4 separate regions of the Homo sapiens genome follow, and all the other regions are linked to region 2. A link is a contact called in ENCODE Hi-C or POLR2A ChIA-PET data. All regions are on one chromosome and are shown on one strand. The core of a region is the stretch at or near the end of the contact, and the rest is flanking DNA. Distances in the headings are between cores, read along the strand shown. Region 1 overlaps BICD1 (BICD cargo adaptor 1). Region 2 overlaps LOC105369724 (a long non-coding RNA gene). Region 3 overlaps SINHCAF (SIN3-HDAC complex associated factor). Region 4 has its middle 68 kb from the start of RESF1.

Region 1 (4,871 bases), core at 913-3,412, 390 kb before region 2:
AAATGGCATGTCAATACCCTGAGCAGCCACTCAGGACAGGACTCCTGCATTGCTACAATACCGATCCCCCAGCCTCTCCTCTGCCCCTCAACCTGCCTTAGCTGCTGTCATTTTATCTACACTGGACAGGACCTGTCCATTTCCTGTCTTCCTTCCAATTATGTTTGTCCATGTCTGGACCTGGCTGGTTGTTCCCTGCAGCCCCTTGCTGGTTACCTTACTCTGACAGTGATGCAGCCAGAGGCACTAAAGGGTTAGCCCAAGGGCCCCAGCCCTGCATTTGGCCCATGAAGGGGCTTACGATCCTCGTTTTCTGGGTTTGGGTGATGTTAGAGGAAAGTGCCCCAGCCCAGCACCATTCCTTTTTGCTTCTGGTTTGGAGCTCTAGACCACAGCCTTAGTTCTGGTCAGTTGTTAAGTAATTATTTAACAGTGTGACGTTCAGACCTGCATGACATCTATACAGTGTCCAGTAAAGAAAGAGAAAGCCATGGTCCCTACCTTCAAAAAAGAAAAAATGCCACGTAGGTGCTTGGTGATACAAAGTTGAGTAAGACACACATAATCTGGTGGAGGAAACAGACCTGAAAATCAATAATCACAGAACAGTGGAACATTATAGTTGCCTCAGTCTTTACAGGGGAACACAGAGGAGCACCAGCTAAAGAATGTGTACTTTGGACAAAGTTATATGCCAGGTACTCCTATATATATGATCTAATACAAAAATAAACATCAGTCCTATACTGTTAGATGAAGAAATAGGTTCCAAGATTTAAGAGGCAGAACTGAGAATGCAAGTCCTGCGCTATCATCCTCCACACGCCTCTCCTTTGTCCCTCTCCACCTTCCTTCCCCCTTTATTTTCCTTTCCTAGAAGGGAAGGAGGGTGTCAGCATCTCAATCAAAAGTCAAAACTCACATGTCAACAGGTAAGTGACAGATGATGTAAATGAGGGAAGAACAGAGATAGTGAGATAACTCAGATGAGATGGAATGGTGGGGACTCTGGTGAATTAGAGATTCACGCTCTTTCTAAAAGAAAGGTGAAGGTTCATGCCTGTAATTCCAGCACTTTGGGATGTAAAGGCAGAAGATCGCTTGAGGCAAGGAATTTGAGACCAGGCCAGCCAATATAGTGAAGTGTTGTCTCTACAATAAATTTAAAAATTAGCCAGGTGTGGTGATGCACACCTGTAGTCCCAGGTACTCAGGAGGCTGAGATGTAAGGATCACTTAAACCCAGCAGGTCTAGGCTGCAGTGAGCTGTGTTTGTCTCACTGCACTCCAGCCTAGGTGACAGCGCAAGAGACCCTGTCTCAAAAAAAAAAAAAAAAAAAAAAAAAAAAAAGCCACGCATGGTGGCTCATGCCTGTAATCCCGGCACTTTGGGAGGCCGAGGCAGGCGGATCACCTGAGGTCACAAGTTCAAGACCAGCCTGGCCAACATGGTGAAAGCCCATCTCTACTAAAAATATAAAATTAGCCAGGCATGGTGGCATGCACCTGTAATCCCAGCTACTCAGGAGGCTGAGGCAGGAGAATGGCTTGAACCTGGGAGATGGAGGTTGCAATGAACTGAGACCACACCACTGCACTCCAGCCTGGGTGACACAGTGAGACTCCGTCTCATAAAAAAAAAAAATAAAGGAGGGGAGCGGGGAAGGGGAGGGGAGGGGAATGGAGGGGAGGAGGGGGAGAGGAGAGGAGAGGAGGACTCATTCACCTCTAGCCCTCTGATGCCACACAGAAATGTGGGCCCAAGGCTCTGTGAAATCTTCCAGTTTTTTGAGACTGGCCTGAAATCCTGTTTATGTGATTCTGTTTCTTGAAAAAAGCAGCTCCCTAAATCAAAATGTTTATCAATCACCAAGCCTGACTGTGGCCACGGGATATCAGCTTGCAATATCTGCTGTAGACCAAAGGTGGCCAGGCTTGTCGGCATTGCTCCCGACACTATGGTGTTTCACTTAGAAAGTTTAACAACCACACAGTCATCGCAAAACAAACCACAGGACTGGTGCCACTACTGTTATCAAGACTTTATTCTAATTCTGAGGTATTAAGGAGAGAGGCACACAATGACAGAGTCGCGGTGCTGAAAACACCTGACTCACTTCCTTGACATCCCTACCAAGTAGCTTTTTGGCTCTGCTTAAGCATCATGATGAGCCAACAGGGAAGTCTCTCTCTCCTCAGATGGCCTGCTCACTTTCACTCTGCTCTTAGACATTAGAGAAGGTCTTTTTTTATATTAAGTTGACCTCTGTATCCCTGTATCTGCCACCCATTGGTCTCTGGACCACTTTACCTAGAACACAATATCCCAGGAGCAAGAAACCAACGTTATCATCACATTACAAACAGTGTTTCTGTTCATACAAAGATCATATCAGCTTTTTACTTGGACTAGCACACTTGCCTCCCTGGCCCTCGGGGACCATAGCATGATCTAGCAGTGCCAGTGAGTTAACAAAGGCTTACCAAGTTCCATGGTAGGGCACAGGGAGAGCTGTTATTTCCATCAGTCACATGTTTTACTTTAATTCTAGCTCAAGAATATATTTATGCCCCAGTCTCCATGTTCCTAATCTACAGTGCACAACTGCTTCCTATAAATAATTATTTTAACTTTGGTTTAAAAAGTACTGGCATCCAGCCAGGCACAGTGGCTCAGGCCTGTAATCCCAGCACTTTGGGAGGCCGAGGTGGGTGGATCACCAGGTCAGGAGATCAAGACCATCCTGGCCAACACAGTGAAACCCCGTCTCTACTAAAAATACAAAAAATTAGCCAGGCGTGGTGGCAGGCGCCTGTAGTCCCAGCTACTCAAGAGGCTGAGGCAGAAGAATGGCGTGAACCCGGGAGGCGGAGGTTGCAGTGATCAGAGATCGTACCACTGCACTCCAGCCTGGGGGACAGAGCAAGACTCCATCTCAAAAAAAAAAAAAAAGAACTGGCATCCATTTCAGAAACTGGATAAAGTTGGTTTCACAGAATGTTAAAAAGTATCCATGGCTAGTTTGTTTGACTTTATAGGAATAAAAATGACTTAACAGTTTAGCTTTATAACAGAAACTAAGAAATATGGCTCCACACTTAATATGCATCATGAAAGGTAGCCAACTTAGGTCCAGTAAATTACATCATAGAGCATTATAACTATAGAATGCTGCTTGTTTTTCTGGCAAAGTCATGAATCCCTTCCAAATGAGAAACATTTTGGCAGACTCATCTTTTTTTTTTTTCCCAGATGGAGTCTTGTTCTGTCGCCCAGGCTGGCTTGCAGTGGCACGATCTTGGCTCACTGCAACCTCTACCTCCCAGGTTCAAGTGATTCTTGTGCCTCAACCTCCCGAGTAGCTAGGATTACAGGTGTGCACCACCATACCCGGCTAATTTTTGCATTTTTAGTAGAGATGGGGTTTCACCATGTTGGTCAGGCTGGTCTCAAACTCCTGACCTCAGGTGATCCACCTGACTCAGCCTCCCAAAGTGCTGGGATTACAGGCATGAGCCACCCCGCCTGGCCAGGAGACTCATCTTAAAATTATTTTTCAGACAAAGTATCAATATTGGTATCCACAAGAATTTTCAAATTCAAATAAGCAAATATTTCGTCTCCTAAATTTAAGTGTGAAATATTATTTTATTCCTTTTTATATCTCCTTATCATATGATTTCTTTACATTCTTCCTAGCTCCTTATAAGAAACCTAGGAGCCATCCTGATTTCTCCACCTTCTTTTGCCTCCCATATTTAATTAATTAGCAAATCTTTCAACATATACCCTGAATCAGATCACTTCTTACCCTCAAGTAGATTCTCTCTCAGTCTAAGCCACCATCATCTCTTACCTGAACTACTGCAATAGCCTCCTAACTTGGCTCACTCTTCCACTGTCTGCAAGGAATAACCAGAGTGATCTTTTAAAAACATGTATGAAATCACATCACTCAGGCGGCTTAAAATAAAATCCAGACTTCTCACCAGGGCTCAGAGAACCTGCTTGCTGACTCCCTCTCCACTGCCCCTCTCACATTCCCCCTCCCCAACAACTGCCACACTGGAGTCTTTTGGGGTCCTGGTTGAAGGCAGTACTGCCCCCTTGGCGTTGGGGCGGGCAGTGGGTGTCTAGAATGTGTGACTGTTTTTGTAATGACAGTGACTAGGGATGCTAACCGTCCCGCATTGAGCCACACAGTCCCACAGTGCACAGCACAGTTCCGAGCCGCAAAGGCTTGCAGTACCCAAAATGCCATTTGCCATTTTCACAAAAACCCAGTTCATTCTCATCTCAAGATCTTTTTTTTTTTTTTTTTGAGACAGAGTCTCGCTCTGTCGCCTAGGCTGCAGTGCAGTGGCACAATCTCGGTTCACTGCAACCTCCGCCTCCCGGGTTCAAGCAATTCTCCTGCCTCAGCCTCCTGAGTAGCTGGGATTACAAGCGCCTGCCACCACACCCAGCTAATTTTTGTATTTTTAGTAGAGACAGGTTTTCACCATATTGGTCAAGCTGGTCTCGAACTCCTGACCTCATGATCTGCCCACCTTGGCCTCCCAAACAGCTGGGATTACAGGTGTGAGCCACAGTGCCCAGCCCCCATCTCAAGATCTTTACACTTACTGTTACTTTTGACCCAGGAACTGAAATATTTTCCCATCTTGCTCAAATATTTTCCCACCTTGCTCCTTCTGACCACTTGGGATTCAGCTCCAACATCATCTCCTCTGAAAGGCCATGCCTGGCCCTCATTTCTCAAATAGCCACCCCAGCCAGCACCCCCGCCAGTCTTGTTATTCCTCCACCTTGCTTTATTTAGTTTTTAGCACATATCACCCTGTAAAATTATGCATTTACTTGCTTAAGC
Region 2 (5,215 bases), core at 393-2,892:
AATAAACATAGAAATTTATCCTCCTGGTCTTAAAACTTGAGAAAATTACATCTGTCTTATCTGAGTTGCTTTCTCAGAAAAGAAACCATCAGTCCTCCCAGACAGTATCAAGGAGCTGAAACTTACCAGATCATCACATCTGGACAAAGGGAGCCAGACGCCTCACCAATCATGACTGCCTGCTTCCTGTTGACCCCTTTCTCTTCCTTACCCCTCCCTAAAATTCCCGTTTTTCCACACATAGTTACATTTCTTCCCTGCTATACAAATCCCAAATTTTAGACAGTCAGGGAGTTGGATTTGGGACTGATCTCCCATCTCCTCTGCTGCAGCACTGGATTACAGCCTTCTTCCCTGGCAATACTCATTGTCTTAATGATTGGCTTTCTGTGAGGGGAGCAACAGGACCTAGACTGAATCTTGGGTGTTTTGGTAACATCTGTAAGACCGAAAATGTAACCACACCTAAACAGACCCTTTTTCAAGATAATGACTGACTCTCTCCAAGGATCATTTAAATTCCAAAGAGAACTACCTACAAGTTAATTTCTGTTCCCTGATCCAGTCATTCTCCCTAGCAATCATTTATTACCCCTCATCTAATCTAATCCCAAACCCTAAATCTAATAAAATACTTCTAAAATCTGCACCCCTAATGCCCTCCCACACTCAACCATTCCACTTACTTTGTAATTTAGAGAGGCCTAAATTTTGTTAAAATAGAGGCACAGCTAATAGATGTTTGTTACACTTACTTTCTTTCCCTTTGACATTTTCATCTACCAGGCATGATTACGTAACATAGTCCTTTTTTTTTTTTTTGTGATGAAGTCTTGCTCTGTCGCCCAGGCTGGAGTACGGTGGTGCGATCTCAGCTCACTACAGCCTCTGCCTCCCGGGTTCAAGCAATTCTCCTGCCTCAGCCTCCCGAGTAGCTGGGATTGCAGGCGTGTGCCACCACGCCCGGCTAATTTTTTGTATTTTTAGTAGAGGCGGGGTTTCACCATGTTGGCCAGGCTGGTCTCGAACTCCTGACCTCAGGTGATCTGCCAGCCTCTGCCTCCCAAAGTGCTGGGATTATAGGCATTGAGCCACTGCCTGGCCAACACGGTGAAACCCCGCCTCTACTAAAAATACAAAAAATTAGCCAGGCGTGGTGGCACATGCCTGTGATCCCAGCTACTCGGGAGGCTGAAGCAGGAGAATCGCTTGAACCCAGGAGGCGGAGGTTGCAGTGAGCCCAGGTTGTGCCACTGCACTCCAGCCTCGGCGACAGACCAAGACTCTGTCTCAAAAAAAAAAAAAAAAAGAAAAAGAAACAATGATCTTTAAGTCATGCAGACTGCCTTTGTATTTTCCAGAAGTTGGATCAACTGAGGAGTGCAAGCAGTTTCAATCACCAGGGAGCTCACCTCTTAAGCTGTAGGCGTAGTTGAATGATAGCCCATCATTGTTCTCTTGTTTGCTTTTCTATAATTGCTTATTGCTCAGGAGTTATGTAACAGGCAGTCACAAGCGCTATTGTGAAACCTGAGACTGATCTCTGAGATATTTTTCAGACTTTGCCTTCAGGTGAATCAACTGACACCAGCTTGAACAGTGACCGTGACTGCAACAAAGGAACTGACTCAACCGGTCCTCTGACCACTCCCCTGCAGGAAATGACTCAGCACATGAAGACAGTTTCAACACTCCTATGATTTCATCCCCCAACCAATCCACAACATCTGTTTCCTAATGCCCTACCTGCCAAATCATCCTTAAAAACCTTAGCCTCTGAATTCTTGGTGAGGTGGATCTGGGAAATGTATCCCGTCCTCCTCACTCTATTGCCTTGCAATAATCAAACTCTTTCTCTGCTGCAACTCCTGCTGGCTCAGTGTTTTGGTTTTATCTGTGCAGTGGGCAAGAACCAGTCAGGTGGTAACAGTTCTGATTGTTACTTTTGGGTGATTTCCCCTACAAAGAGGAAAAATACTAATTTTGAACCACCATATTCAATTCTTAAGGCTTCCTATATTCTTAGTGATAATGTCATTTTTGAAGATAACATATTTCAAAGTACAGTAGCTTTGAAGTATATTTGTATTTTGAAGATACATGTACTTGAAAAATTGAGTTTGGCAATGTGTTTCCACTAACATTAATTTAACAGGTAAGGCCGGGCGCAGTGGTTCACGCCTGTAATCCCAGCACTTTGGGAGGCCAAGGTGGGCAGATCACGAGGTCTAGGAGTTCGAGACCAGCCTGGCCAATATGGTGACACCCTGTCTCTACTAAAAATACAAAAATTAGCTGGGCGTGGTGGCTCGCACCTGTAGTCCCAGCTACTCGGGAGGCTGAGGCAGAAGAATCGCTTGAGCCTGGGAGGCGGAGGTTGCAGTGAGCCGAGATGGTGCCACTGCACGCCAGCCTGGGTGACAGAGCGAGACTCCGTCTCAAAAAAAAAAAAAATTTACCAGGTAAAAGTCATCTTGGTTTAAAATATTTTCACAACACTTTAATTTTTCATGTGGTTACCAGTGTGGCCTTATATCGCCAATGTTTAAAAAAATGTTATGGACTCCTGCCTCAGCCTCCCAAGTGGCTGGGACTACAGGCGCCGGCCACCATGCCTGGCTAATTTTTTGTATTTTAAGTAGAGACGGGGTTTCAGTGTGTTAGCCAGGATGGTCTCTATCTCCTGACCTCGTGATCTGCCCACCTCAGCCTCCCAAAGTGCTGGGATTACAGGGGTGAGCCACCGTGCCTGGCCAGAGGATAGTAGAAAATGAGAAGATTAATGCAGAAAAGTCATCAAAGCAGAAGGTAGATCTCCAGTCTTTGCCAACTCGTGCCTACCTGGATCAGACAGTTGTGCCTATCTTATTACAGGGACTTGCTGTGCTTGCAAAGGAAAGATGAGGAAACAGACTTGGAGAGGTTAAGTGACATGCTCAAGACAACACTGCTGGGTCTTGCTACGTACGTTGACCAGGTTGGAATGCAGTGGCGTGATCATGGCTCACTGTAGCCTCGACCTCATGGGCTCAAGTGATCCTCCCGCCTCTGCCTACCAAGTAGCTAGGACCACAGGCGAAGCCACCATGCCCGGATAATTAAAAAATAAAAAATTTATAGAAAAAAATGTTATCGAGGACTTTGAAAGTATTTCACTAAACCAAAACATAGTGATGAAAATAGTAATGTGAATATTAAAGTAGAGAATGTCACAAATATAAAAAATTAACAAGAGCCCCATTTTCACTGAGGAAATAGGTGAATATGATAATTTTATAGAAACAAGTAAAGAAAAATGTGAATAGAAGTATGAAAGTGGATATCTGAAAATGAGCAATCCAGCTACTCTTTTTTTTACACCATGTTTATCTTTTAAGTAAGTCTGTCAAGTTTTGACATGAAGTTAATGATGCTTTCATTTTGATTTTTTTTTTCTTTTCTTTTTTTTGAGATGGAGTCTCGCTCTATTGCCCAGGCTGGAGTGCAGTGGCGCGATCTTGGCTCACTGCAACCTCCACCTCCCAGGTTCACGCCATTCTCCTGCCTCAGAGTAGCTGGGATTACAGGCGCCCGCTGCCAGGCCCGGCTAATTTTTTGTATTTTTAGTAGAGACAGGGTTTCACCATGTTAGCCAGGATGGTCTCGATCTCCTGACCTTGTGATCCACCCACCTCGTTCTCTCAAAGTGCTGGGATTACAGGCGTGAGCCACCGCGCCCGACCTTCATTTTGATTTCTAACAAAACACTGAGCACTGGTAAACCAATTAAATTTTTCATTTCTAAAACAAAACAGCATAGTAAAAAATTAAATAATTCTTTTGCTAAAGTCAGAAAGAGGCCAAAACTAGATATCCATTCAGATTTGCACTTCTTATATCCTAAAACAGACAGTTCTTACTGCTGTCAAAAGGTTTGTAAAAACCTAATGTGAAATTATTCAAAATATGCTCAGAGAGAAAGCAAAACACACTGCTACTGGAAAATTACATTGTCAAGTGACTCATCTGACATTGTGTAACATTAGTAGCATTCATTATGAAAGAGGAATTACGGTCTTGTGTGCATGCTAGCAAATATCCTGTTCAGAATTGGATAAAGCCACCGACACTTGCCATCTGCCACAAAACATCCCCTATCAAGCTTGCCAACCATCTTTATCTTGCCAAATCTAATGATTTGTTCTCTATCCAAATCACAGTTAATTTCTCAGTAGTAGCTGACCATTATTTTCTTTTTGAAACACTTTCTTCTTGAAGTTTTCCTGAAGCCACACTGTTTCCCCTCTTTATCACTGGCTGCTTCTTCTCAATCTCCTTGCTAGTACCTGCCTCTTTTTTCTCCTCATCTTCTAAATATTAGGACTCTCTAGAGCTGGGTCCTTGATGCTCTTCTGTTTTTTGTGTACATTCTTTCCCTATTTAATCTCAGTCAGTCCCATAGCTTTATGACAAGCATGTTACGGATTCCCAAATGAATACCTAGAGCCCTGTTTTCTTCCCTGAACTCTGAATTCATATATCATTTGCTGCTTTATTATTATTATTATTATAGATGAGGTCTCACTACGTTGTCCAGGTTGGAGTGCAGTGGCTATTCACAGGTGTGATTGTAGCACACTGCAGCCTTGAACTCCTGGACTTGAGTGATCCTCCTGCCTCAGCCTCCTAAGAATAGCTGTGACTACAGGTGCATGCCACCCATAGCTGGCTAATTTTTAAATTTTTGTGGAGATGGGGGTCTCACTATTTTGCCCAGGCTGGTCTCAAACTCCTGAGCTCAAGCAATCCTCCTACCTCAGCCTTAGTAACTGGGACTACATCCATGTTCCACCACACCAGGCTCCAATTACATTTTGACTTCTCCACTTGGATGTTTAAAATGCTTCTCAAATTTAACATATCCTAAAGATAATTTTGTGTCTCCCCACAAAACTTGCTCTTTTTGCATTCATTGCTGTCTTAGTTAATGGCACCACCATCCATACTGTTACTTTAGCCAGAAACCTTTGAAACATCCCAATTGGTCTTTCTGATTTTCTCTGTTTCACAACTTATTCTCCACAGACAGGATACTCCAAACAGTACCCAAAGCCATTGTCTCTTATACTTTTCAATCTATAAAATATACATACATAAGAGTATATAAAATATATTATAAAGTAAATATCCATGTATCCAAACACACAGGTTTAGAACTGGAACACAATATGCAAAA
Region 3 (4,863 bases), core at 558-3,057, 450 kb after region 2:
TTTTTTAAAACAGTTCTTAGAGGTAACTGTTTAGACTTAATTATTGAAATGCATGAAGGCCTTCTGCCTTGCCCCCATCCCACTCTTTTGCCTGCCTCTCTCACCAACAAAAACATGGCAGAGGAACAGTTTATTAACAATAGCCTGTTTGAAAGGGAAGCTTCAGTTTTTAGCTAATTATTTGCTAATAAAAGTTTTAAAAAAATTTTCTTTTAAAAGTTGTAAAACCTCTGTCTATATTTCAAAACCCCTCAATACCAAAAAAATACACATAAAAAGCCTGGATATTTGGTTCTGAATCATTTTCATTAATACTTGCTATATTATACTAACCAGAATTGGAATGGAATGGGATCAGACGAGATAATCCAAAGACAAATACAGCCATATGTCACACAAGGACGTTTCGGTCAACCACAGACTGCATATATGATGGTGGTCCCAAAAGATTATGATACCATATTTTTTTGTACCTTTTCTATATTTAGATGCACAGATTCTTACCATTGTATTACAGTTGCCCACGGCATTCAGTACCGTCACACGCTGTATAAGTTTGTTGCCTTGGAACAGTAGGCTATCCCATATAGCCTAGGGGTGTTGTAGGCTATTGCCATCTTGGTTTATGTGAGGACACTGATGTCTGCACAAGGATGCCCAATGATGCATTTCTCAGAATGTGTCCCCATTGTTAAGCAACACATGACTGTACTGAAGCTTTAGGTTTACTCATCTAAGTTTATTTCTAAAACAACTTTAAAAAGATAGTGTTCTGTGGTAATAACTCCTAAAACTATGGACACGAAAGTGATATTAATAATTTTCTTGGCCGGGCACGGTGGCTCACGCCTGTAATCCCAGCACTTTGGGAGGCCGAGACGGGTGGATCACAAGGTCAGGAGATCGAGACCATCCTGGCTAACATGCTGAAACCCTGTCTCTACTAAAAATACAAAAAGTTAGCCGGGTGTGGTGGCGGGCACCTGTAGTCCCAGCTACTAGGGAGGCTGAGGCAGGAGAATCACTTGAACCTGGGAGGCAGAGCTTGCAGTGAGCCTAGATCGCGCCACCGCACTCCAGCCTGGGTGAAAGAGTGAGACTCTGTCTCCAAAAAAAAAAAAATTTTTTTCTTTTATTGTTGCTTTATGTGATAATTTTGTGATAATTTATAGTTAGACCCTCATACATACACACATCCTCTGACTTGTCCATTGGAGTTTAGTTTCTATATTCATTGCCTTTTCATCACCTCTCTTAGTCCGGTTGTTTTGGTGAGCTGGCCCTTGATTTGGATATTCCAAATTACTTTTCCTAAGGTACAGATTTACTGCCAGCTACATATTTGCATCCAGCCCCAGAGCTGTTTTCATTCCTTCCTTGACGTTGAGATTTTTTTTTTTTTTAACAGGAGGACTGCAATTTATTTCACTCTACGTCTCTGGGACATTTGCCTCCCACTGTTACTACTCTCAGGCACAAAGCCTTGTAGAAGAGGTCCACAAACCTCTAACAACTAAGGGGCAGATCAGCGGTCAGACAACATGAGCTCGTTCTTTTTTTGTCTTAATGATAATAAGGAATTATTATTATTAAATTCTAACCTTGGATTTTTGTGAATTTTACATCTTCCCTTCAGCAGTTTCAATTCAGGGGCAAACTTGACTGCTTAGAACTTCCCATTTATCACAGAAGAAATCCCCTCTGAATTCCCATTAGGCAAAGTAGTATGGGCTGATGCATAGTGAGCTAGTTGTGTGCTTAGTATCAAATAGTATTCATGGTAAATGCTCAAAACTTCCCCAGAGGGGAATCACGTTAATGCAAATGTGCAAAATAAAAAGGTGTGTCTTAAATTTAAGGATGCATCCTTAATTGTGTACAGCTTCATTATTTTACAGGATTGTTTGTGGCATTTCTTACTTCAAAACCTGATTTTAAAAAATGCTTCTCTTCCCCATTTTTAGATTGCATGTTTGTTAGGCGAGTTAGGAGGTAGTAGAGTCCTCCTTAAATAACTAGGCTTTTCTTTGTGTTTTATACGCTTGCCTTGATAGTGCCAAGAATGGAGGTCGATCCAGGAGGTCTTCCCTTGAGCTGCCTGCCTGTCTTGGTCATATAACACCAAGTTGCTTGGGGGTGGGGTGGAGCAGAGAGAACTCTTTAATGGTTCCTTGTTACAGCCCTCAACAAAGATATGTCAATTCCCTTGGCTTTACAGACTATTGCCCAGAAGAAAAGATGTTTGGTTTTCACAAGCCAAAGATGTACCGAAGTATAGAGGGCTGCTGTATTTGCAGAGCTAAGTCCTCCAGTTCTCGATTCACTGACAGTAAACGCTATGAAAAGGACTTCCAGAGCTGTTTTGGGTAAGATCACCTGATGTTTGTACTATTCTTAGAGTGAAAAAATACCACAGCATACAGAAATATTTGTAAGCAAGGTGATTGGAACAATGTGCTAATAATAAAAATCACTTATTCTAATTTAGGCTGTGTAAGTCTCCTGCTTTTTAAATGAATCAAACAATGCTGACAGCCTACTTTTTTCCAGATTATGAGGAGCTACCACATTAATCGTGAAGCCCCTTAAAGTTGTAGCTAGACAAACCCTTTTGTTGTTGACTTCCTTTTGTGGTTAATTTTTAAAAAGGCTTTTAAAAAAATTACCCTTGACTGGGTGCAGTGGCTCACACCAGTAATCTGAGAGCATTTTGGGAGGCCGAGGCGGGCGGATCACGAGGTCAAGAGATCGAGACCATCCTGGCCAACATGGTGAAACCCCATCTCTACTAAAAATACAAAAATAAGCTGGGCGTGGTGGTGCACACTTGTAGTCCCAGTTACTCCAGAGGCTGAGGCAGGAGAATCACTTGAACCCAGGAGGCGGAGGTTGTAGTGAGCCGAGATCACGCCACTGCACTCCAGCCTGGCGACAGAATGAGACTCTGTCTCAAAAAAAAAAAAAAAAAAAAAAAATTACGCTTGACCGGGTGCAGTGGCTCACGCTAGTAATCCCAGCACTTTGGGAGGCTGAGGCAGGTGGGTCACTTGAGCCCAGGAGCTTGAAACCAGCCTGGGCAACATGGGGAAACCCATCTCTACAAAAAATACAAACAAAAAACTCACCAGACGTGGCGGTACATGCCTGTAGTCCTAGCTACGTCGGAGGCTGAAGTGAGAGGATCACCTGAGCCTGGGAGGTTGAGGAAATGAAGATACTAAAATAAAAATAAAATTTAAAAAGGCATGCATGGTTGGCACAGACCTTTTTGACACCTTCAGAATAGTTAAAAAGTCCAGGATTAACAATAAATGATCAACAAATGTTTTGATAAGAAAAAGTGGTGAAAGTAATTTCTAACATGGGAAATCATTCTTTTTTTCTTTTCTTTTTTAAAGAGACAATGTCTTCCTATGTTGCCTAGGCTGGAGTGCAGTAGCTATTCACAGGTGTGATCATTGTGCACCACAGCCTTGAACTTTTGGGCTCAAGTGATCCTCCCGTCTGAGCCTCTCGAGTAGCTGGGACTACAGGTGTGCACCACCTTACTCAGCAATATAATCGTTTGTTTGTTTGTTGGTTTGTTTGAGACAGAGTCTCACTCTGTCACCCAGGCAGAACTGCAGTGTCACTGTCATGGCTCACTGCAGCCTTGACCTCACTGGCCTCAGGTGAGCCTCCCACCTCTCTCTCCTGAGTAGCTGGGACTACAGGCATGTACTACCATGCCCTGCTAATTTTTCTATTTTTTTGTAGATACAGGATTTTGCCATGTTGCCCAGGCTGGTCTCGAACTCCCGGCTGCCTCAGCCTCCTAAAGTGCTGGGATTACAGGCATAAGCCACCTCATCTGGCCATTTTCATTTTTTAAAACTACAGTGCCTCTCTGGTTTTGTTTGCTGCGAAACTGGAATATTATGGCACATTATTTTACTTGCCAAAGGTTAGCATTTTGATACTTATGAAATATCTACACAGGCCGGGTGTGGTGGCTCACACCTGTAATCCTAGCACTTTGGGAGGCCAAGGCGGACAGATCAGTTGAGCCCAGGGGTTGGAGACCAGCCTGGGCAACATGGCAAAACCCTGTCTCTACAAAAAATACAAAAATTAGCCAGGCGTGGTGGCACGTGCCTGTGGTCCCAGCTACTAGGGAGGCTGAGGTGGGAGGATCACTTGAACCTGGGAAGTTGAGGCTGCAGTGAGCCATAATCCCACCACTGTACTCCAGCCTGCGTGACAGAGTGAGATCCTGTTCACCCCCACGCCCCCACCAAAAAAGAAATATATTTACACATTTCAAGAAAGATTAATTAAACAGCAATGTTTAAAACCGTGATAATCAGAATCTCTTTTAGGTCTTGAGTTTTACTCTTTAATTTTAAAAGCATTTTTTTAAATTAAATTAAAAAAAAAAATTTTAAAGTAGAGATGGGGTCTCCTTGTGTTGCCCAGGCTGGTCTCGAACTCCTGCACTCAAGTGATCTTCCCACCTTGGTCTTCCGATGTGCTGGGATTACAGGTGTGAGCCACCACACCAGCCTATTTAATTATTTAATTTTTTTTTTTTGAGATGGAGTCTCGCTCTTGTTGCCCAGGCTGGAGTGCAGTGGTACAATCTTGGCTCACTGCAACCTCTGCTTCCTGGGCTCAAGCGATTCTCCTGCTTAAGCCTCTTGAGTAGCTGGGACTACAGGTGTGCACCACCACACCAGGCTGATTTTTGTATTTTTAGTAGAGACACGGGATTTTGTCATGTTGGCCAGGCTGGTCTCAAACTCCTGACCTCAAGTGATCCACCCATCTCAGACTCTCAAAGTGCTGGGATTGCAGGCGTGAGCCACCGCACCCAGCCTGGCCTAT
Region 4 (4,979 bases), core at 2,479-4,978, 280 kb before region 2:
ATCCACCCACCTCGACCTCCCAAAGTGCTAGGATTACAGGTGTGAGGCTGTGCACAGGGCCTCTTTCTTTCCTTCCTTTCTTCCCTTTCTTTTCTTCTTTCTTTCTCTTTCTTCCTTTCCTTTCTTCCTTTCTTTCCTTTCCTTCCTTCCTCCCTCTTTCTTTCCTTTCTTCCTTTCTTCTTTCTTTCTTTTGCTTTCTTTCTTTCCTTTTCCTTTCTTCCTTTCCTGTCTTCCTTTCTTTCCTTTCCTTTCCTTCCTTTCTCCCTCTTTCTTTCCTTTCTTCCTTTCTTCCTTTCTTCTCTTTCTTCCTTCCTTTCTTTCTCTCTTTCTTCTTTCTTTTTCTTTCTCTTTCCTTTTCCTTTCTTCCTTTCCCTTCCTTTCTTTCCTTTCCCTTCCCTTCCTTCCTTCCTCCCTCCCTTCCTCCCTGCCTCCCTCCCGCTCTCTCTTTCTTTCTTTTCTTCTTTCCCTCCCTCCCTCCTTCCTTCCTTCCCTCCTTCCCTCCTTCCCTCCTTCTTTTCTTTCCTACAGGGTCTCTCACTCTCTCACCCAGACTGGAGTGCAGTGGTGCTATCACAGCTCACCACGACCTCTGCCTCTCAGGCTCAAGCAATTCTCTTGCCTAAGCCTCCCAAGTAGCTGGGATTACAGGTGCTCGCCACCATGCCCAGCTAATTTTTGTATTTTTTTTAGTAGAGACAGGGTTTCACCGTGTTGTCCAGGCTGGTCTCAAACTCCTGACCTCAAATGATCCACCCACTTCGGCCTCCCAAAGTGCTGGGATTGCAGGCATGAGCCACAGAGCCTGGCCTACTTATTTTTAAGACCGGGTTTTACTCCCATCACCCAGGCTGGAGTGAAGTGGCGTGATGTGGGCTCACTGCAACCTCCGCCTCCTTGGCTCAAGAGATTCTCCCACCTCAGCCCCATGAGTAGCTGGGATTACAGGCCCACACCACTGCACCCAGCTAATTTACAAATAACACATTTTTATCTGTTTTTTTTTTTTTTTTTAGACGAAGTCTCACTCTGTCACCCAGGCTGGAGTGCAGTGGCACAATCTTGGCTTACTGCAACCTCCGGCCTCCCGGGTTCAAATGATTCTCCTGCCTCAGCCTCCTGAGTAGCTGGGATTACAGGTGTGCACCACCACGTCCTGCTAATTTTTTTGTATTTTTAGTAGAGACAGGTTTTTGTTTGTTTGTTGGTTATATGTAAAAAATGTTTACTTAGAAATAGAATGCTTGTTCCTTGGTGCTACGAAGAAATAGCACTCGAACATAAATTTAATTCTCTTAGCATGGCAATCTTTACTTTTTGCAGAAAGTCAAGTATTCACCACAGATGGAATAATGGCAAGAGCACACCTGAACAATGGAGGGAAGTAATTTTTATCCTTTACGCAGTTTGTCCCTGCTACTGTGTCCTGTCTCCATTGGCTAAAGCCAGACCTCACAATCTAAACTAAAACCTGATTAGCTAACAGTTTAAAACTTTTCTAAATAGGCAAAGGCAATAGAAAGACAAAGGAAAAGAGGAAGTTACTTACGAAAGGACTTAGAAAGGTAATAACATTCTTAAATAAGGAAGGGGCATAGGCTGCGAGCCGGGACAGGCCTGTGCGCATGTCTAGCATACAGTTAGTCTTTAAAAGAAACTACTATTTCTAACACTTATGATTTATTCTTGAACAAGAAGGGAAACTTTGAAGAGGAACTTTTTACTTTCTACAATTTCCTTGTCTTGTTTTTATAGTTTTCTTCTTCAAACTTTTTTTTTTAAATATGTCTTGGCTTAGTTGTTTTGATTAGCTTTTAAATGTATGGTATAACATAACATGACATCTAATAAGGAGAAGTATACTTATTACAGTTGCTAGAGAAGTAAGGACTGAGGCCATGGTCTCTTTCTGTTGGCTGAACTATTTCTCGAGCTAATTTGAAATAGAGTTGTTAATGCTGGAATTTTTTGCTAACTTATTTAATAAGGCAGTAAGTCCTTGGAGGGTCCTTGTTATGCTCCCATTGGGAGCAGTGTTGTTTGGAATAAAGGTGCAACACTGAGTTTTGATTATAATATAAACACTACCTTTCTTTGTTAATATTATATTTAAAGTTATCTTATTTTCTCAGGCCATTTGACTTGTGGGTTTTAATTGTTCAGCTATTTCTTTAACAGCATCTTTGGTATAGTTAATAAATTGCTGCTGGTAGTAATAAATGCAGTTTATTTAATCTACATTTTTATTAATTGCTACTCACTAAAACAACATTGACTTAAACCTTGCAGCTATTTGATCTCTGGTTTTAAATTTATTTGGTACTCTGTGAGGACCTCTAATTGCATCTGAATAGACATGGGAATCAAAATAGCTGTAAGGGGCTGCTTCTTTTGAGGCTTCTTTTATTTGCTTATGTCGTAATTTCTCTTTTTCTGATTGATGAAATGCCAGGGTAAAAGGGATAGCTAATTGAACTAGAGCATAAGTGCTGCTCTAATTATTTGGTAGAGTGTCTAGTAAAGGTTTTTTACAGTATTACTATGCATCCGCTTGGGGATGAATAAGGGTGGACTGATGGGTTAGCTTTTGGAAGTGCCTGACCTCGCTGTATCATGTTAAGTCTTCAAAGTACGCTAAATTTTCCTTTTATCGTTGGAGACACGAGGTAAAATTGGTCTTGGAAGATGGAGGCTGAATGGCCCTCGGGGGGCTGACCCTCAGGGTACTGCACTTTAGGAAATAGTAGAGAGAGTTTGGCACACTTTACTATCTTAGGCTGCAGGATTTTGATACCGGCCGGGTGCAGTGGCTCACGCCTATATCCCAGCACTTTGGGAGGCCGAGACGGGCGGATCACGAGGTCAGGAGATGGAGATCGAGACCATCCTGGCTAACAGGGTAAAACCCCGTCTCTACTAAAAATACAAAAAAAAAAAAAAAAAAAAAGTTAGCCGGGCTTGGCAGCGTGCGCTTGTAGTCCCAGCTACTTGGGAGGCTGAGGCAGGAGAATGGCTTGAACCCGGGAGGTGGAGCTTGTAGTAAGCCGAGATTGCGCCACTGCACTCCAGCCTGGGCGACAGAGCGAGACTCCGTCTCAGATAAAAAAAAGAAAAAAAGACAAAAGAAGAAAAGGAGCTACCATGCAGTCCATGCCTTGTCGATTAGAGGACTATCTGAGTGGAAAGGGGATAACTTGGACTTCTAGCCTACTGTGTGCACAAGCATAACAATTGCTTTTATTTAGAGTGCGGACAGAATATTTAATGTATTTTAGCTAGTCATTTACATCTTGATATCTTGTTTTAATTGCTGTGGTTTGCTTTAGATTTTTTTACTTTTACTACAAAGACTTTGGTTTTGTCATTTGGTATGAGAGGAGTGATAACTGAACAGGCATTAAAAGTAATAATTTGAGGTGAGTTAGATTTAGTTACATTAATAAGATGGGGAGTAGTTAAAGGAAAGAAAAGATAGATAAAGTTTTCTTAGCTTTAACTTGGTAGGGCTTGACCCTGGAACAATGACCTATAACTTTGATGGTGATGACGCTTTTTTGACTTGGGTATGATGTGTCTATCCTTTTCTGCTGTGCGAACGGCAGTCTCGGTGGTTAGCAGCACAAGGTAGGGTTCTTAGGCTGCCTCGAGTTTTTCTTCTTTCTATCTTTTGATGAGGATGTGGTTTCCAGGCAGGTGCTGGTGTACGGCTCCTCTGGTTTGTTTCCTTTCTTGGCTCATGCATGAGGTCGCCTGGTCCACATCATATGTGAGGATCATTTACTCCAGATTGCTGGCCAGTTTCTTCTGCCTTGTTGAGAGTCCGGGTCTATTCATCACACCAGATGGGTCTCAATTTCTTACTACCCCTGAGGCCACCACAATGAGGCAGTGGGAGACCCCCTCATGAGAGGACTAGAGACCACCCCAGAGGAAAATGTATCCCTGTACGGACCACCATTTCTTATATGTAAAAATGTTTATTTAGAAATAGAATGCTTGTTCCCCAGTGCTACAAAGAAATAACATTCAAACATAAATTTAATTCTCTTAGCAAGGCAAACTTTACTTTATGCAGAAAGGGGCTCATAGCAGATGGAATAATGGCGAGAGCACCAGTAGAGACAGGTTTTCACCATGTTAGCCAGGCTGGTCTTGAACTCCTGAGCTCAAGTGATCACCTGCCTCAGGCTCCCAAAGTGCTGGGATGGAAAAGGAGAGTGCCTTGGATTGGCCCTGGCGAAGCAGGGACCATCCCTTTATCTGCACAGGGCGCCAGTTCACCTCAGTCTTTAATTTGCCACAGACCAAATCCTTCATCTAGATAAGAACCTCAAATGAGGTACTTAAAGCCCAGAAAGCTTTGTAACTGCACCCTTGAGCTGCTTGCTCAGGCCCACTCCCACCCTGTGAAGTGCTTTCTCGCTTTAATGAATTCCTGCTCTCGTTGCTTCATTCCTGCATTTCATTTCTCTGCTACTTCGTACGTTTTGTTCAATTCTTTGTTCAAAATGCCAAGGACCTGGACAACTCGTAGTCAAGACCCTCTACCAGTAACACTTGTTGCTCCTATTCCTCCTGGTGCTATTTATTGCTACTGCACATGTACCCTGTGCCCAAGGGTAGAACGACTTTCCAGCTTCTGAAGCACAGAGGCTTGGGGAGGACAGATTGTCATGTGACTCAGGACTTCACTGAACCTTGTTCATACAGTTGACCACATTCCTTTGTTTGGATCACTAAGGGAGAGTCATTATCATTACAAGGCAAGATCCTGGGCAAAGCACATTTTAGACCCCAAAATATTTTGTCCTCTTTGCAAGGCATTTCATCTATTATTTCCTTTTTAATCCAGGATGGGCAAAAAAAGAAGTTGTAATGTTTGTATTCCATATTTGTCGTTACAAAAGAAAGATATTTTCATATTCCAAAATTGTAAAAGTAAACAAAACACAGTAACAACAACGAAAACTATAATCAGAAGG

What was found. A loop is a pair of places that touch in the nucleus more often than their neighbours do. ChIA-PET counts read pairs that join two places held with the same protein, here RNA polymerase II (POLR2A). Pooled maps may share reads with other maps.
Region 1: a loop to region 2 is called in a pooled map, with 7 times the contacts of the local background. The contact joins two enhancer-like sites. A Hi-C loop is called at or near these places in 15 of 37 single-sample maps with no recorded cell type and 13 of 50 pooled maps. POLR2A ChIA-PET finds 5 or more read pairs at or near these places in 1 of 52 experiments (activated B cell).
Region 3: a loop to region 2 is called in a map with no recorded cell type, with 6 times the contacts of the local background. The contact joins two enhancer-like sites. A Hi-C loop is called at or near these places in 1 of 37 single-sample maps with no recorded cell type and 1 of 50 pooled maps. POLR2A ChIA-PET finds 5 or more read pairs at or near these places in 1 of 52 experiments (GM10248).
Region 4: a loop to region 2 is called in a pooled map, with 4 times the contacts of the local background. The contact joins two enhancer-like sites. A Hi-C loop is called at or near these places in 8 of 50 pooled maps. POLR2A ChIA-PET finds 5 or more read pairs at or near these places in 6 of 52 experiments (BJ, Caco-2, H1 and 3 more).

What each region holds. Positions count from the first base shown.
Region 1 is chr12:32,131,867-32,136,737 of GRCh38, reverse strand. The region is part of intron 1 of BICD1 (BICD cargo adaptor 1); the gene reads right to left. Among named protein-coding and RNA genes, the nearest start is that of BICD1-AS1, 27 kb to the right of the region's middle. RefSeq lists enhancers at 2,219-2,278, 2,289-2,448, 4,230-4,731. Within about 2 kb of position 2,162, at least 4 of the 41 ENCODE cell types and tissues checked have a DNase peak (open chromatin) inside an H3K27ac peak, as active enhancers do.
Region 2 is chr12:31,745,783-31,750,997 of GRCh38, reverse strand. LOC105369724 (a long non-coding RNA gene) reads left to right here. Exons shown (of 4, transcript XR_931501.3): 4 at 1,560-1,865. Among named protein-coding and RNA genes, the nearest start is that of AMN1-AS1, 19 kb to the right of the region's middle. RefSeq lists enhancers at 1,022-1,606, 1,469-1,763, 1,615-1,794, 1,815-1,884, 1,607-2,192 and 1 more. Within about 2 kb of position 1,642, at least 27 of the 41 ENCODE cell types and tissues checked have a DNase peak (open chromatin) inside an H3K27ac peak, as active enhancers do.
Region 3 is chr12:31,295,580-31,300,442 of GRCh38, reverse strand. It overlaps SINHCAF (SIN3-HDAC complex associated factor), which reads left to right. Exons shown (of 6, transcript NM_001135812.2): 2 at 2,219-2,366. The coding sequence starts at 2,239. Among named protein-coding and RNA genes, the nearest start is that of FLJ13224, 26 kb to the left of the region's middle. Within about 2 kb of position 1,807, at least 2 of the 41 ENCODE cell types and tissues checked have a DNase peak (open chromatin) inside an H3K27ac peak, as active enhancers do.
Region 4 is chr12:32,024,765-32,029,743 of GRCh38, reverse strand. No RefSeq gene overlaps it. Among named protein-coding and RNA genes, the nearest start is that of RESF1, 68 kb to the right of the region's middle. RefSeq lists an enhancer at 4,455-4,749. Within about 2 kb of position 3,728, at least 2 of the 41 ENCODE cell types and tissues checked have a DNase peak (open chromatin) inside an H3K27ac peak, as active enhancers do.